2 separate regions of the Homo sapiens genome follow, and region 2 is linked to region 1. Evidence: chromatin contacts called from ENCODE Hi-C or POLR2A ChIA-PET data. All regions are on one chromosome and are shown on one strand. The core of a region is the stretch at or near the end of the contact, and the rest is flanking DNA. Distances in the headings are between cores, read along the strand shown. Region 1 overlaps WIPI2 (WD repeat domain, phosphoinositide interacting 2). Region 2 overlaps TNRC18 (trinucleotide repeat containing 18).

Evidence for each region. A loop is a pair of places that touch in the nucleus more often than their neighbours do. ChIA-PET counts read pairs that join two places held with the same protein, here RNA polymerase II (POLR2A). Pooled maps may share reads with other maps.
Region 2: a map of B cell shows a loop between it and region 1 (11-fold over the local background). The contact joins two enhancer-like sites. A Hi-C loop is called at or near these places in 2 of 168 maps with a recorded cell type or tissue (B cell and MCF 10A), 17 of 37 single-sample maps with no recorded cell type and 11 of 50 pooled maps. POLR2A ChIA-PET finds 5 or more read pairs at or near these places in 11 of 52 experiments (A673, B cell, GM12878 and 7 more).

Annotation. Positions count from the first base shown.
Region 1 is chr7:5,229,046-5,232,505 of GRCh38, forward strand. It overlaps WIPI2 (WD repeat domain, phosphoinositide interacting 2), which reads left to right. Exons shown (of 13, transcript NM_015610.4): 12 at 563-693; 13 at 1,790-3,460. The coding sequence ends at 1,902. Among named protein-coding and RNA genes, the nearest start is that of WIPI2, 41 kb to the left of the region's middle. RefSeq lists an enhancer at 2,912-3,061. Within about 2 kb of position 2,211, at least 10 of the 41 ENCODE cell types and tissues checked have a DNase peak (open chromatin) inside an H3K27ac peak, as active enhancers do; they include B cell, GM12878 and OCI-LY7, where a contact is called at or near this core.
Region 2 is chr7:5,395,688-5,398,818 of GRCh38, forward strand. All of the region lies in intron 2 of TNRC18 (trinucleotide repeat containing 18), which reads right to left. Among named protein-coding and RNA genes, the nearest start is that of TNRC18-AS1, 22 kb to the right of the region's middle. RefSeq lists an enhancer at 1,945-2,314. Within about 2 kb of position 1,629, at least 37 of the 41 ENCODE cell types and tissues checked have a DNase peak (open chromatin) inside an H3K27ac peak, as active enhancers do; they include B cell, GM12878 and OCI-LY7, where a contact is called at or near this core.

The DNA of each region.
Region 1 (3,460 bases), core at 961-3,460:
CACTCTGTCACCCAGGCTGGAGTACAGTGGCGCGATCTCGGCTCACTGCAATCTCCGCCTCCCAGGTTCAAGCGATTCTCCTGCCTCAGCCTCCCGAGTAGCTGGGATGACAGGTGCATGCCACCATGCCCTGCTAATTTTTTGTATTTTTAGTAGAGACGGGGTTTCACTGTGTTAGCCAGGATGGTCTCCGTCTCCTGACCTCGTGATCCGCCCGCCTCAGCCTCCCAAAGTGCTGGGATTACAGGCGTGAGCCACTGCACCCGGGCTAGCCTGACTTTTTTTGTAAATAGTGAATCCTCGTTATTAGTTAGTTCTTCCATTGTAAAAGTGAAATATTGTCTTGTTAGGTATAACTCCCTCTTTAGACTTTCCATGTAAAACTCTTCATGTAAAAACGTGTGCAGATAGACGAGATTAAAGTTGCCACGGCGTGATGAATGCCTGGCGTCCTGTGTGGTGAGTGGTGTGCTGGCTCTGTTGCCGCAGGGCAGCCAGTGTGTACTGCCCGCAGGGCTGCCCTGTGTGGAGACGCTGAGCTGTGTCGCTTTCTTCCCTCCAGGCTGGACGGCAGTCTGGAAACGACCAATGAGATCTTGGACTCTGCCTCTCACGACTGCCCCTTAGTCACTCAGACATACGGCGCAGCTGCAGGAAAAGGTACTTACGTGCCTTCATCCCCAACGAGACTTGGTAAGGGGCGTGACGCAAACCTGGAAGGTAATTAGCCCCACAGCCCCGAGTGCTACTGCCTTCTGCTGGCTCCGGAGCCACCCCACCAGCTCCTCACTGGGAAAGATGGGGACTGGTTCTGAGAACATAAGCGAGGTTGGTAAATGGGTGTTCCCAAGGCCTCTCTCAAGGCTGAATTCAGTTTCGTTTCCTTTTTTTTTTTTTTTTTTAAAGGAGAGATGGGGTTTCCCTATGTTGCCCAGGGTGGTCTCAAACTCCTCCTGGGCTCAAGTGATTCTCCCGCCTCAGCCTCCCACAGTGCTGGGATTATAGGCATGAGCCACCGTACCAGGCTCATTTTCTCCGTTTTTAAAGAAAATGTCATCCTGGCTCAGGTGACTCTGGGGTCACGTGACTTGGGCCCAGACTGGCCACCTCTCAGCCAAGATACCACCCTGAAAAGTACTGCCAAGGGTTTTGCCTCAGTCTTTTCCCTCCCACCTTTTTCGTCCTTCAGCAAATCTGCATCGAGTACTGCCTTCATGCTGGGCCTGTGAAGTGCAGAAGCTGTAGGGGAATGAGGCCAATGGGCTCCCCTCCGGCGGCAGCACTAAGACCCATGCATGAGATCCTCCAGCCACAGCCTTGGCTATGTGAGCCACCTTCTTAAAAAAGCCAACTCGCACTCCAGTGGGAGAGCCTGTGGTTTTGCACCCACGCAGGGCTGTGCCTGCTCGCTGCCACTCCCATCTGTGAACCGGCACTTCCAGTTCATGAGCCCACCCTGAGAGTCTCCTAGTGTCATTTTTTTTCCTGGTGTTATTTTTGAGCTCTTAACCAGCTTGAGAGAGTTTGTGGCCCGTCCATGAGGGAGCCTCTGTTTACTGTGCAGGCATCATTTTGACATTTATGAATGTCAGAGAACAAATGACTTCATCTCGAGCTGCCTAAGGCTGCAAAGAGTTCATTAGAAAGCAATCAGAATTCAGAACGTCTTAGTACAGGCTTCAGTTTATAAATATACACCAGTGTTTCCAAAACACAGTCCTCAGTGTGTGTCATGGGGTCTGTGGTGTGTCCCCAGCCTTTGAAGGGTGACTTCGTCGTCTCTTTGCAGCCTACACAGACGACCTGGGTGCTGTGGGTGGCGCCTGCCTGGAGGACGAGGCCAGCGCCCTGCGCCTGGATGAGGACAGCGAGCACCCGCCCATGATTCTTCGGACTGACTGAACTTGACCTGTGACCTCTGACCCGGGGAGCAGAGAACACTGGCTTCACAGAGGACTTTGTGCATTGCTGCTATGAACTTTGACCTGAGTCGGGGGAGAGGATGGCAGAGACTTTATTAAAAAAAAAAAAAGATTGTAGTGGTAGTCTAACTCCATAACGCTGAGGAAATACATCATTTTCACTTCAGTGGCTTTTAAATCCTGCTTATGAATTTTAGCTTTTTGTTTGTTTGTTTTCTCTTTTTGCCAAAATTAACTGTTTGGTGAAGCCCGCAAAACCTCCTCGCTTTGCATGCATGAACGTGCCAAGCCAGCATAGGGGAGCTAGAAGCCACTTTCCAGCCACCTGCCGTTGGGTTTTTTCATATCTGTACATAATGCCGAGTGCGTAAGGAAACCGTGGCGTCGCGCACAGTGGGTCTGCTTGTCAAGGCCAGTTCTGCAGTGACAGGCCCAGGGGCTGCCCACCAGGTGTGCTGGGCAGACTTCAGCTGGGACAGAAGTCCGATCTCCCTAGGGCCCCACCTGGACCATTTTCCCTCCGTTTTATTTTGTTAATTAAATTCTTTCCAAATTGGATCGCTCTGGGATTTCTTCCATGGTGGACTTTTGTTTCTGATCTTGTTTTCCCTGTGGATATTGGAGGACAGCGAGGTTCTTTCTGATACTAAAAACCTTTCTTTCAGGCAGCAAATGAACTTGAAAGGTTGCCTGGACTCGCTGGAGCAAAGGAAAGCGATTTTGTTTGTATAATTAAATGATCTGTTCTTCTACTTCACTCTTCCTGTTGAAAAACTGTGTGATTTTTTTTTTTTTTTAAGTAAAGTTTGTAGCTCCTCCCATGCCCAGGAAAGCACAGAACTCAAGTGTGGTGGCCGTCTGAGCTGTCCTTTCGCTGGCCCCGCTGTCCGCAGGGGCTTCCTACCTGTGTGAGAGGTCGTAGCGGGAGACAGCAACAGAGAGTAGGCGGCTGGGCCACGTCCTTCACAGGGCGTCATGTGCCTTTCTATTTTCATCTTAGAAAATTTCCTCAGCAAACCGATGAGAGATTGTGGTTGCAAGCTTCAGTATTTGCCTCGCTTCCCTTCCCTTTTCATATTTACAGAATTAAAACAACCTCAAGTACCTCAGACTCTGCATTCCAAACCAAGGCACCCAGCAGCCAAAGTGTCGAGGGCATTTAAGTGGCATTAATGGCAGGAGAGATGGTTTTAGAATCTATGGAGTGGTGGAAGTTACGGATAGAAGGGAAAAGGCAAAAACTATTTACCCTGCCTTTGCAGGCTGGGGTTTTTGAACCGAGGAAGGCTGGGACGCCTGTTTCCAGATGGTTGTCATGGTCACGCTGGGCGAAGAGCTGGAGGGGAGTTGTCCCCTCAGCTGAGCGGCTGCGGTGAAATGCCCCAGTGTTCCTGGGTTGGCTTTACGGCAAACTAAATGCAGGGGACGCTGGAGTCCGACTCACCTACACCGGCTTCCTCCCAGCCGCTGGTGTGCGGCACACACAACATCTGCATTAGGCAGAGGTGCAAGTGGGCTGATTGAACTTTTCCTTCAAA
Region 2 (3,131 bases), core at 379-2,878, 170 kb after region 1:
AACCACAATGACAATATAATGAGGCCGAACACGGTGGCTCAAGCCTATAATCCCAGCACTCTGGGAGGCCAAGGCAGGCGAATCACAAGGTCAGGAGTTAGAGACCAGCCTCACCAACATGGTGAAACCCCGCCCCTACTAAAAAGACAAATACAAAAAATTAGCTGGATGTGGTGGCGGGCACCTGTAGTCCCAGCTACACGGGAGGCTGAGGCAGGAGAATCGCTTGAAGCTGGGAGGCGGAGGTTGCAGTGAGCTGAGATCGCTCCACTGCACTCCAGCCTGGGCGACAGAGAGAGACTCCGTCTCAAAAAAAAAAAAAAAATGCTAAAAATTAGCTGGGCGTGGTGGCGGGCACCTGTAATTTTAGCTACTCGGGAGGCTGAGGCAGGAGAATCACTTGAAGCCCGGAGGCGGAGGTTGCAGTGAGCCGAGATCGCTCCACTGCACTCCAGCCTGGGCGACAGAGAGAGACTCTGTCTCAAAAAAAAAAAAAAAAAAATGCAAAAAATTAGCTGGGCGTGGTGGCAGGCACCTGTAATTTTAGCTACTCGGGAGGCTGAGGCAGGAGAATCACTTGAACCCAGGAGGTGGAGGTTGCAGTGAGCTGAGATCGTGCCACTGCACTCCCGCCTGGGCAACAGAGTGAGACTCCGTCTCAAAAAAAAACAATATAATGATAAATAATGACAACAGGCCGGGCAAGGTGGCTCTCGCCTATAGTCTCTGGAGGCTGAGGCGAGAGGATGGGTTGAGCCCAGGAGCTGGGAGACTGCAGTGAGCTGTGACTGCAATTACAACACTGCACTCCAATCCAGGCGACAGAACAAGACCTGGACTCAAAATATAAATAATAACAATAACCAGCCATGGCACCCATTCGCTAAAAGCTGGAATGCACCAGGCACCGTGCAGCTGATTTCAAATCCTCCCAGCAACACCCTCAGGAGGTGGCAGCAAAGCACCTCCAGCTGGGTGCTACCACTGGCCAGCCCCCAGCGGAGGGATTCCGTGTGTACCCTAGAGCTACCTCCTTTAAGGCCCTGTGTTGTGAGCACTGTTTACAGGGGGCATGGATAAGTTATGTGGCTTTGCAGGAGATGTGGGCTCCTAGATGGCCCCGGTCCAGCCTGTGGGAGCTCACAGATCCCAGTCCAGCCTCTGAGTCCCCAGTGCCTCCCTTCTCCCCAATAAAGGGCCTGTATACAAGTGCTCACTGACCGCCTCCCAGGGGCACAGGATCCCAGAATATCCAACCCATCTTCTTTGGGGTACATGTGGGGAAACTGAGGCAAAGAAGGGCAGGGCCTCCACCTTGGGCCCCAAAGACAGGAGTGGGCAGAGCAGCAAGGGGTGCCCTCGGGCCACACGCCATCACCACCACCCCGTGTCCGGCCCCCAACACTCCAGTCCAGCCAGGCCCAGCCCCCTCACCGGACTCCAGCGCCAAGCCCTCGGGCCCCGGGGCCTCGGTGGCCAGTCAGTTCATCCATGCGGCCCAAGCCGGGGCAGCAGGGCCTCCAAGCCCTGCTGAGCCCCGGGCTTCCGCCTTGCTGTGGCAGGCGGGTGGGTAGAAGGCTCCGGAAGCCAGCAGCCAGGGTTTGCGCAAGAGCTTACATCAGCCGCCAGCTCTTCCTGCCGCAGGCTGCACGGAAGCCTAATGGCCCAGGCCGGCCCCTGCCCGGGCTTGTGAAACCCGCCCAGCAGCACCCAGGCCCGGATGCCAGCCAACGGCTCCTGCCCACCACAGGGCTCAATGGCACCCAAAGCCCCTCCTCCCAGGCTGGGCGGGGCAGCCGGGAACCCCCAGCATCCCCAGCAAGGCAGTGCCGTTCTCAGTGCCTCAGTCTGCCACTCTGTAAAATGGACACACAATCCCCACTCAGCTATGGCGATGAGGCCAGCGTGCCACCCCCCTCACCTCACTCTCCAGAACAAACAAACTTCTCCCTGGTCACGTCAGGAGCCTGCCCCTTTCCCGCCTGGCCCGTCAGGCACGAACTCCCAGGCCTCCTAGAATGCTCCTCCTTCACTCCCACCTCGGGTCTCCCTGGGCCCCAGAGAAGCCTCCAACAGCCACACGACCCAAGCAGGCCCCAAGTGACCTGTGACCACCCACAACCCCTCGGAAACAGATCTGCCAGCCTCCTTGTGGATTTCATGCCTCTGTCTTCCCCGAGAGACAGTTCCCTCCTTGAGGGCGGGGACTATCTTCCTTACTTCCTGCCATATCACAGTGGCTGGAACCTGCCACCTGTGACCTGCCACCCAGGACATACTTCTATTTGGGATTACCCAATTGCACGAGTGTTGTTTCTTTTTTTAGAGACAGGGTCTCACTCTGTTCAATTCACCCAGGCTGCAGTGCAGTGGCTCGATCATAGCTCGCTGCAGCCTCCAACTCCTGAGCTCAATCAATCCTCCAGCCTCAGCCTCTTGGGTAGCTGGGACCACAGGCACACATCATCAGGCCCAGCAAAAAAAAATTTTTTTTTTTTTGAGATGGGAGTTTCGCTCTTGTTGCCCAGGGTGGAGTGCAATGGCGCGATCTCGGCTCACCGCACCTTCCGCCACCCGGGTTCAAGTGTTTCTCCTGCCTCAGCCTCCCAAGTAGCTGGGATTACAGGTATACCCCACGACGCCTGGCTAATTTTGTATTTTTAGTAAAGATGAGGTTTCTCAATGTTGGTCAGGCTGGTCTCGAACTCCCAACCTCAGGTGATCCACCCGCCTCATCCTCCCAAAGTGCTGGGATTACAGGCGTGAGCCACCGTGCCTGGCCACCCAGCTAATTTTTTTCTTTTTCTTTTTTGCAGAGATGAGGTCTTGCGATGTTGCCCAGGCTGGTCTCAAACTGCAGGCCTCAAGCAATCCTCCTGCCTTGGCCTCCCAAAGTGCTGGGATTACAGGCATGAGCCACCGTGCCCGGCCTCTTTTCTTTTTTTTAAAGACAGGGTCTCTCTCTGTTCACCCAGGCTGTAGTGCAGTGGCTCAATCATAGCTCACTACAGCCTCCAACTCCTGAGCTCAATCAATCCTCCAGCCTCAGCCTCCTGGGTAGCAGGGACCACAGGCACACACCATCACACCCCACTAATTTTTTTCTTTCTCTTTTTTGTAGAGATGGGGTC